Linked DNA regions of Mus musculus: region 2 is linked to region 1. Evidence: chromatin loops called from intact Hi-C (ENCODE). Cell type or tissue: heart. All regions are shown on one strand. Each heading gives the region's core, and the rest is flanking DNA. Links, peaks and the distances in the headings are about the cores only. Region 1 overlaps Gm39833 (a long non-coding RNA gene). Region 2 has its middle 21 kb from the start of Rbms1.

Region 1 (5,384 bases), core at 288-5,287:
TACATTGTACTTTTCTAGTGTAAACTATAGAAGCTAAGTAGTGGCTTAAAAATACAAGGATAAAATGAAGAATTAATGAAGCCTACATAATACAAATGCAGATGTTGCAGGAAAAATATCTAGAGAAGAAAGAAATGTTTCTAAAGGAAAAAAAAAAAAAGACCATGGTGCTAAATAAGGATTTGGAGGGAACTAATTATGATGCAAATTGATTAGACATTTAATTAATGTTCTTAAATTTTTCAGACATGCATGAAAGATGAACAAATGATGTCTATAAAGGAAGTTATGAACATCTTGAAAACACACTCATTAAAATGTATTAAAAACATTCAACTCAGCCTCACAAGCTACAGATGACATTATTAAGATAATTACCCTCTTTATTCAAGAAATACTCACTATAGGCTGTGTATTCACTGAGAATATAGAATGTCACTGAAACTATAGAATCCTCCAATAAGACCTTTCTTCAGAAAGTTAAGCATTCTTTATTCATTTAGTTTATTTTTGAGATGGCAGTCTCAAGAGGCTGCCCAGGTAGGTTAGCAACTCCTTATCTCAAGCAATCCTCCTGCCTTAGCCTTCTGAGTATACTGGTCTACAGGTACAGTCCAGTACACCTGTCTAGAAAGGTACGATTTTATTTTTGAACAAGATCCAAATTCACTTTTTAAATATTTAAAAATTTTAAATAAATATAAGCTGGATTATGGCGCAGAATACCTGCAAGCTTTGGGGAGGAGGGAGCTGGTCAGCGAGGTGAGACCTGAGAGTGTAGGAATGAAATGGGTGGGGCTATTTTCCAGGGGGAGGAGCATCTTTAAGTGGGGGGAGGGGAGAAAGGAGAGGGAGTGACATGCTCAGAGAGAAGGATTTCAGATGAGAGGCATGGAAGATGAAGCTGGGTGAATGAGGAACTATTAATATGGAGAACTTGAGCACTAGTTTGCATACCTAAACTTGGATGTCATGGTAGCTTTGAGCAGGATTGAGCTCCCCACAGCCCCACCCCACATGTTTAGTGGAATTTCACAACAGCCCATCTGCAGTAACCACTAGGATGGATTGCAGGAGTGAGTGACTGCAGGCAGAGACCAGTTAGAAAATGGCTGTGATAAATGAGCTGTGAAGTGACAGCCAGGGTTCTGGACAAGGACGGACTTGGCTACAAAAAAAAAAAAAAAAAAAAAAAAAAAAAAAAAAAAGTCAAGAAGGCATGTCTACACAATAGAATAATAGAATACTACACAAAACCCTGTAAGTGTGGTGAGGTGGTGAGTGATCAGACACATAGGATGTGGGGGTGTGGGGGGGGGAGAGGGAGGGAGAGAGGGAGGAAGGGAAGCAGAGAAGGAGATAAGGAGATAAGAAGGAGGGAATGCAGGGTAGAGGGGGGAAGGGAAGGGAAGGGAAGACTCAGAGGCGGCTCTGGAGTCTGAGATTGTCACACAGATTGTCACACAGACAGACAGAATGATAGCAACGTTGGCAGAAATGAGGAAGCCATGAGGACTCTCTGGTTTAGAGGAGAAAGCTTTTCTATGAATCTTAAATACTGGTGTTGGAGCCTAGCATTGAATATCAAGTAAAAATGTTAGAAAGGAAGTCAAATACTAAATACAGCTTCCACTTCCCCTTCTGCTAGTCTTTCCTCAAATACATGGTCAGCTTGTATAACTACGGGTGGGTTTTAGTGCTTGCTTTTCATAACATTTGAGTAAGTAGGTCAGTACTACCTACTTTGTAGATAAGAATCTCTTCTGCAGCCCCTGAAACCAACCCTCCACTTATTGCCTTATGGGAACATTTGACTTCCTAAGGATCCTATCACTATAGATATTGTCCCCAATCCCCTCTTCCTTTGGCTTCCCTACTGTTGCCTATAACCAAGGCTATCAGCCAGCTTTCTTTCCTTACACTGAAGCTTCATTTCCCTATTTATTCCTCCAGTCTCTCTGATGGCATTTAAAAATTATCCAGGTCTGATTCCTCTTCTCTTCTCTTCTCTTCTCTTCTCTTCTCTTCTCTTCTCTTCTCTTCTCTTCTCTTTCTTCTCTTCTCTTCTCTTCTCTTCTCTTCTCTTCTCTTCTCTTCTCTTCTCTTCTCCCCTCCCCTCCCCTCCCCTCCCCTCCCCTCCTTCTCTCTTTTCCTCTCCCCTCCCCTCCCCTTCCCCCACCCCCTCTCTCCTCTTTGTTACTGGGATGCTCTGTATATAACTAACTGTATGATACTTACAGTAAGTCTAAGGGAAGGTTGACCTTTTTTTATTACACACACACACACACACACGATAGCCTTCCTAGGAAACTGAGAAATGATATTTTAGCATCTCAGGAAAAAAAAAAGCCTCATCTAGAACCCCACAGGATAAACCCAACCACCAGATGCATGCCATCTATACCAAACACTGAGGACTTTTCTGCTGAATGTCGCAGTCCTTGTTGCTTCCTGATGCCCCATAGATGGTTGCTCTCCCTTTCCTTGCCTATATTCCAGTCTGCATCTCGTGGCCCTTGTGACTCCTATGCCTTCTAATGTAGACCATCTAAAAGAAAGAAAAACATGCCAGTACCCAGTGAATCCGGGTAAGGAGATGTTAACTTGGTCTGAGGGTGCTGTATCATTCCAGTGGATGACTTTTGGAGTTGTTTTCTTCTGGGGGCCTCCTGGTGCACATCCCCCTCCTGTTCCCTCTGGACAGCTGATTGTGCCCTGAGTGCTCTTGCTTCCCCGTTCTGGTTCCCTGTGTGCTTCTGCTTGCCAGAGTGTTCCTTTTATCCCCTTTGGTTTAATTGCCATGCAAAACCCTCTGTTGAGCTTTTAATTAGCAAGTTATCCCAGTCTGAAAACTGGAAACCCTGGGCTCTTTCGGCATATATTAAACAAGCTAAAATATGAAATTAAAGAAAACAGAGTTTTAGCCAACAGAAACAAGTGACTCATTTCCTTGTGAAAACACACTGGGTTTATGTTACTCTGGCAACAGGATTCCGGAATAGCGTCCTCCTCTCCCCCGTTTGGAGACTTTATGTGTTTCTGCTACAGTCAGTGTTCCACGGTGACCTAATGTTGAACCAAGTCTCTGGGTGAGTCACGAGGCGCAAGAGCAGTGGATTTTCTTTGAGATAGCGCATGCCCTGTCCCTTTGACCAAAGGAAGGAAAGTTTACTTTGTACAAGTGTAAAAGGATCCTAGGAACTCTCGGCCAGGGCTGCTCTGGGACAGAAGTGTGGTCCTGCTGTTACTCTCAAAACACCACCATCCCTTCTAATGTGTTTGAATTCCAAGTGCCTGTTGTTCTAAAGACAGCTGATTAAATCATAACGTACAACCTGTGTGCGCACCACATGGGGAAATGAAGATTTAGAGATTCACTGCACAAGACTCCAGATGTTTCTCGGGATTCACATCATGGGCGGGAACTTCCCGGTGCTTAGGGTCAAAATTTCGACCTACACCACTCCAAATCTCTACAGCAAAAATGTGCTGTGCAAAGCGGCTGCAGTAGCTCTCCTCGGCGAGTTTTTCGGTGCTCCGAGGCTCTTGAGAGGAAGTGAAGAGCGTCTTCAATTTATCAAGCTCTCGCTGCTTGGGATTTTAAGTTTCCAGAAGTTTTGTGAACAGCTTTAGGCATTGGCTGGATAGTCAGGAAAGTGTAACCATTAGGATGAGCTAAGAGTATGTGAAGAGTTTTAGTTTCCCCCCAGTTGCTACCAACTGTCTGCAAAGGAGAAGTCCAGCTTTTCTCAGTTCTGTTTCCCTCCCCATAAACTGTCTTCCCAGTTCTCCTGGATTTGTGGAGAAGGAACACAGTAAACAAACTAGGATTAGACTGGACATTGGGAGAGCATGGGGAGGGATGATTTAGTGACAATGTATACTGCATATCTTATTCCTATATGATGTCAATTTATGAAAAGAAATGCCGGGGAAGAAAGCTGCATAGGTAGCAGAAGACAGCCTAGTTGGCCATCACTGGGAAGAGAGGCCTCTTGGTTTTGCAAACATTATATGCCTCAGTACAGGGGAATGCCAGGGCCAAGAAGCAGGAGTGAGTGGGTGAGGGTATAGGGAACTTTCGGGATAGCATTTGAAATGTATATAAAGAAAATATCAAATAAATAAATAAATAAATAAATAAATAAATAAAATATGCTATGCTATGCTCTGCATGAGCTTTATAGTCAAATCAGGGAAATGTAAATTGTAATGATGAAGAAATAAAAACTATTGCTCAAAGGGAAAAACAAAAGAAATATTAGAGAAAGAATTCAAGTTGAGATAGAGGAGGTTGATTATTTTGGTTTTTTGTTCTGCCTTTTCTTTGAAACTTAGGAAGAAAGCTCCAGTGATATTTATTATATATAATAGAAACAGATGGTAGGGAGACAAAGAAGACGGTTGTTTTTTTCAAGACAGGGTTTCTCTGTGTAGCTCTGGCTGACCTGGAACCTGCTCTGTAGAGGAGGCTGGCCTCAAACTCAGAGACTGGCCTGCCTCTGCCTCCAGAGTACAGGGATTAAAGGTGTACGCCATCACGACCTGGCAATGCAGAAGGTTTTAAGGAGAGCTGGAGGCTCACATCCTCATTGTTAGAATAGAAGTAGAAGCAAAGGACTTCACCTCCAAAACTACACCTGTCTGCCGAGACTATGTCATCTAAACCATGATGCTGCTCTAACAATGAGCTGATGAAGCCATGACATTGTAAAACAACGCCAGATGTTGTTGTTAGTGATAGCAGATGCCTGCAATTGCAGGTGGATGCAAAAGAGTTAGGAGTTGAAGGCCAGTCTGGGCTATATGACACCATGTCTAAGTAAGTAAATAAATATCAATTACATGTGACCCTTCCTGGATCAATCTATCCATCCATCCATCCATCCATCCATCCATCCATCCATCCATCCATCCATCCATTGATTAATCCACTGATCGATCCATCCATCTGCCCATCCATCCATCCATCCATCCATCCATCCATCCATCCATCCATCCAAACAAATATAGCATGACAGAGCTATGAAGTTATTCTTACTGAATTAGTAGTCTCAACTTTTGGCGAATGTTTGGCAGAAATTCTTTTCTCTCTTTTTTACATTTCTTTTGTGCAGCCAAATACCAAGATGGAAAGCAAAAGATAATTTAGGTCAGCGCTGCTGTGTGAAGTGGCCCTGGTGAGCAGAGCCTTTCTCTCCAGTGCAAACAAATGAACAGCACCGGGGAAACATTCGCTTCTCATCAGCCCATTCTGACGTTTCACGTTTTGCTTCTTTTAAAATAAATAAATGTATTTGCATTTTTAAACTGCAAGTTATGTTTTTCCCCCAAATATCAACTCTGTGGGGGGTATTTTAAAAAGTAGTTCATCTGTTATGTGT
Region 2 (5,384 bases), core at 102-5,101, 240 kb before region 1:
TCTATATGGTTCTAAGGTTAGCTTTTTGATTGGAAGCCAAATTCACTGGTCATGGTCAAACTCTCTTGAGTTTTTGTGTCTCCACATCATAATCTATCTATGTATCTGTGTATCTACCTATGTATCTATGGATCTATCTATCTACCATCCATCTAGCTAGCTAGCTCTATCTCTCTATCATCTATATATCATCTATCTATATCTCTCTCTATCATCTATCTATCTACCATCCATCTATCTCTATATATCATCTATCTATATATATGTATCCATTTCTATCACCTATCTGCCCATCTATTTGTCTACCTCTATCTAATCTATCATCTATTTAATCTATCATCTTATCTATCATCTATTATCCATCTAATCTACCACCTTATCTATCATCTACTACCTACTATCTATTATCTATCTTTCCATCTAATCTACTATCCTATCTATCTATCTCTCTATCATCTATCTATCTATCTATCTATCTATCTATCTATCTATCTATCTATCATCTCTCTATCTACCTCTATCATCTATCATCTGCCTCCCCTTGATATATCCACTTATATTTTATACTACTGTAACTCTGGAATCAGAAGTGATCTCTTACATTGATGTAAGAGGCGAAGGAAAAAAATTGTAATTTTATAATATTAAGAACAAAATTTTCCTCTACTCACATGGCACTCTTATTGCCCATTTTGTTTGGTTTTCACACAGGAAGCCTTCAGCCACAGCTCTGAGAAACACTGGTTCTCTAATGAGTGGAAATGCTCCTAAGTGCATTTGGGAATGCTTAGGGCTTCCAAAGTGCAGGGCAATGAAAGCGCCATTAATGGGCAACTGTTGGATCTCCATGAGCTAAGAGCCAAGTAACTGAATTTCAAACTGAATGTCAACACAACTTCTGGTTGAAAACTTTTAAGTAAAAAGAAAAAAAAAATCACACGCTTGGATGTAATTATATCACCTGTCTACTCACCCACAAGTGACTAGACATGCAGCAAAAACTAAAACTGATTTTGCGTAATGAATTTCAGAGCCGCTGTGCACATTTTAAAAAGTAAAAAGAATGCAAAGGAATGAATAATGAAGGACTCTTTCCTGGTGTTTATTTATTTATTTTTAACTTCCTGAGCAACTAAAAGGGCAAAGGTGGGCAGTAACCGGGAAAAAAGGGATTTTAAAGGCAAATATGAAGATGATGTTTGCAACTGGAAATATAGCTCAGTAGTGGAGCATTTGCCTTGTACGTGTAAGGACCTAAGTTCAATTCCCGGCAACGATAAATATACACAGGATGTTTACCTTAAAGTAATTTGAAATTTCTGTTTTCTTTAGAAATTATTAATCTCTTAGTAAAAGTACTCTTCAAATCGTATTAGAAACTTTAATTTTGCCTCTTGACTGGACTACAAATCGAGAAGATGACTGCTCTACTTGGCGTGTAAAGTTAAGATCATACATGCCTGGAGGTCCAGCTGCTTAACTGGGTCAGCGTGCAGTGGAAGGGCTTCAGAGCAGTACTATTTTGAATGGGAGAGCCTAGTATCTCAAGCCTGCAAGGCAATCACTTTCCCCAATAAGCCTTCGCCTCAGCTCCCATAGGGAATTCTCTTTCACCTAAAGGGATGAGTAGCTCTCTTAAAAAATTTCAAAACATCTATTTCCTGTCCCGTTGCTTTTGTTGTTGTTTTATACTTTATTAGCATTTTTTTTAAATAAAAGAGACTCTAAAAATATTTTTACATCCCTTAACTGGTTGTTCGTCAATTCATTCAACCAATGTCGGTGAGTGAGTATGGTCGAGGCACCGGACACCGAGCAGGAAGGAGGAGCCTTCTGCGGTCGGTCGAGGAGGCAGGAGTAAGCTGATGCTAGAAGAAGCAGTGACACATGGTGACTCACAGGATTTCAACATAGACTCCGGAAGAAAGACAAGCTGTGGATACCAGGAAGCAAGGGAGCCAGCCTCTGAAACTCACAAAGCCAAGAGCAGCTGGAAGATAGGAATGGTCGGCGCTCAAGGGGACATTTTAGAACTCTTGCCTTTAAAACTATGCCCGAACCAAAGGAGGTTACCCGGCTTGGCGGGTATCCACAGGCTCCGTGCTCACTGGTCAGTCCTGAGGTGCAGGGAGGCAGCATGCCTAAGCTCTGTTTCCTAACTCGGGGTGATCCCCTTATATGACGTCAGTACAGCCTCACCCCACTACTTAAGATAAACAGGAATGAGTCTCTCTCACAAAGTGGCCTGCTTAACAAATACTAACAGAGTTTTGGGAGGATCAGATTCTTGCAGATTAATTCATTTCAATGAATTAAATGTTGCAGTTCTGGGCTCAGGCTCAGGCTTCGTGTTCAACAGGCACACGGTCTACTAACGAGCACTTCTTCAGCCTTATAGCTCAGGACTTGCCAATCTCAAACCATTTTAAAAGGAGAGAACTGTAATCAGTCAGTCCTGCCTGCTTATCTGTTTTTTTTCCTTTCTAAACAGTTATTAGTAAAGACATTGTAGTCCTTTCCCCTACATCAGTGACATTAATTTTATTCCAATGAAAGATTGTAGAGATAGTAAAAAGCCTTCCATTTGTACTGTGAGCTGCTCCATATTCTTGAACAGGAATAACTAGAAAGAGCTCCCTCGACACACACACACATGTACAAACATATACAAATTAATTATCCTTCCTCAATTTTAAAACACACATTTAATGTTTACATAATACCAATACCTTTAAAACAGATTATAATTTCGTAGCTACAACTTAGTGTCAGTTGTGGCAAATTCTCACAGAGTATGAACCCCTGGCTCCTTTGATTGGAAGCCTACATGTTTTATGCCAAAGGACACATTTTTCTAGCTACTAGAAGCCAGCAGATCTGTGATGAGAGAGTTTTAAGAACTGTGTTCTATTTTGGGAATGGGCCCTTCCTGTCCAGCTCTTGTTGCCACCTCATTCTTGGTGACTTCAGTGACTTCTAAACCCACTTCAGGTCAGCAGCCTCTCTTTAATTAGCATCTCACTGCTGGAGGGAGGGCAGTTCCTCAGGAGGAAAAAAAAAAAAAGAAAAAGAAAAATTATAAACAAAGGTCTTCAAGGCCATTTACCAGTCCCGTCGAGGAATTAAAAAAAAAAAAAAAAAAAAAAAAAAAAAAAAAAAGTCTGGCTTCTTTGTCAGCAAAGTAAGGCCGGAAATAGTTTTGCTTCCTGCAAATGGAGAAGGCTGGAATGTATGTTTGTTAATTCTGGCTTAATGTGGTAAGACTTTATTCCAGACTGATAACCTCTAACTTAAAAGTGCACACTAGATGTTTAGACGACAAAAGTGATGTGCAGAGAAGCCAGGCATCTTGTTACATTTTTCTCACTGAGGACCTTAAAACACTAAGGCAGGGTACAAGTTACAGCACGGCAACATTCCCTTCTGAAACCAAAGAAGTACATTATGTAGCAAAACAGAAGTCAGCAATGCCTCCCCAACAGATCTTTGAAAAACCTATTTAAATATCTAAGATGACGGGGTGGTGTGGGCATAGAACCTGGGAGGCAGAGACAGGAGGCTCTCTTGAGTTCTAGGCTAGCCTGGTCTACATAGTGAGTTCCAGGACAGTCAGGGCTACACAGAGAAAACTTGTACTCATTCCGAAATAAAGGAACGAGTGGAAGACTAAAACTGAAAGGTAATAAAATTGCCTGAGAATGAAGAATAACAAAGTTTTTTTAAGTTTTAGGGAGCTTAGCCATAAACATGACATGTGTGTCTGTCTAATGATTATGCACACACATTGTGATAACTAGTCTTTATGAATACAATTCCAAAAGGGAATTGTTATCTTTAGAACGCAATCTAAAAATGATCAGAGAGGGGAAACCCTTCAAAATAAGATCGCCACATGCAAGAGTGAACACTGTTCTAGAACAGGAAATCATTTGGTTAGAAACACTGACCCTGCTTGACGGTTCCCATTGGGTGCTGTTTACAAGAAATCTCCCCAGCAGGGCACCTGCGTCCAGTTTCCCAATCCTGTGGTTTGCTTACGCTACAGGGCTGTGTTCCCGGCAAGTTCAAACCGTTAAGTTGAATTTCATTCTTGTCTGGGAGTAACTTTTACTCAATTGACTGCAGCTGTGTGCACAGAATACTGTTCCAAGAAACATGTCTATGAGAAGACCATTTTAAGAAATGCAAATTAACTTCCATTATTTCAAGTCTGTACAACTAGTGTAGGGACGGAATCTCTGGTCTCTGTTAGACAAATGGATATATATATATATATATGAATGATATATATATATATATATATATATATATATATATATGGATATATATATATTCGAGAAAAAACAAGCAGGGTTCTTCTGAGGCAGGCAGCATGTGCCTTTGTCACCTATATATTTGAATAATCATCTCACCAAGCTGTTTACAACACATACAATGAGTTGGGGGTTTGGGTTGTTTGTTTTCAAAATTAAAGTTCTACTTAAGCTCAGTTTTTTCTTAAATGTCACTCTTTAGTGCCATGAGGTTTCTTCTCTCTGTATTCATAGAAATGTAGTTTGGCAAATGATGGGGCGTTCTCAATGGAGGAAATGCTACCAGCTCACAACACCGGATGTAATTGAGACCACAAGAGATGCGCGCTTGGTTACAAGAGCTGAACTTAAGAGGTAGTCGAAGGAAGCAGCCCAACATTTGATTGAGTACACTGTTTTAGTCTATCTGTACTCTCAAACAAAGCAAAAAAGCAAAAAAAAAAAAAAAAATCTCTGGAAATTATTTGGGTAACCTCAGGTTCTACATGGTGGAGATTTAAAAACAAACAACAGAACCACTGTGGATTCTTGCATTTCCTTACTGTTGAGGACAGGGGGAAGGGGGGAGGGGAGGTCTCAACATGCCAGGGGATGTAGGAGAAGCTGAATCAGCTTCCACAAACAATTGGGAATGCTGTTTTGTAAGATCTTTTCCAGTAGCAGTATAGAAAATATCATTTGAAAAGGCAGGACTAGATCTGCCTGTCGATGGGCAGGTGATGCGGTCAGCGAATGAATATCGTTAGCTAACTTCTGTGTCCCCATTCCCAACCTTGGCAAGAGTGGCCTCTTTTGTGCAGACTGATGAAGATAGTTATGAGTGTTGCCTCTCCACTGGCTCCAACAAACCAAATCCAAACTGTGTTTATTAAAGATGAAAGTGTAAGGATTTGGCACCTGTATTTGTTTAAGTTTGGCTACTGTGGCTTTGCAAAGCCCTGCATCCAATCAGTACCTTTTGCTCTCTAGCTGAAGAAGGACATCTATTTAAAAAAAAAAACATCTTCAGAGAACATTTAAAATTCAGCTTCTTTAAAAATCAGACCCAAGAATGTTTTAATTGTCAAGACA

What was found. Peaks named below come from ENCODE experiments on the same cell type or tissue, not always from the same donor. Only the 100,000 strongest peaks of a DNase experiment are listed, where the experiment ranks them.
Region 2: a loop joins it to region 1, with 5 times the contacts of the local background. A loop is called at or near these places in 2 of 42 quality-filtered maps.

The regions. Positions count from the first base shown.
Region 1 is chr2:61,136,070-61,141,453 of GRCm38, forward strand. The region is part of intron 2 of Gm39833 (a long non-coding RNA gene); the gene reads left to right. Among named protein-coding and RNA genes, the nearest start is that of Gm39833, 11 kb to the left of the region's middle. In heart, for the core only: no CTCF peak of the experiment used is centred there; DNase peaks (open chromatin) are centred at 1,012, 2,712 and 3,082; H3K4me3 peaks cover 787 bases; H3K27ac peaks cover 1,919 bases.
Region 2 is chr2:60,899,716-60,905,099 of GRCm38, forward strand. It overlaps a transcript of Rbms1 not described here. Among named protein-coding and RNA genes, the nearest start is that of Rbms1, 21 kb to the left of the region's middle. In heart, for the core only: no CTCF peak of the experiment used is centred there; DNase peaks (open chromatin) are centred at 1,506, 1,986 and 4,016; H3K27ac peaks cover 1,064 bases.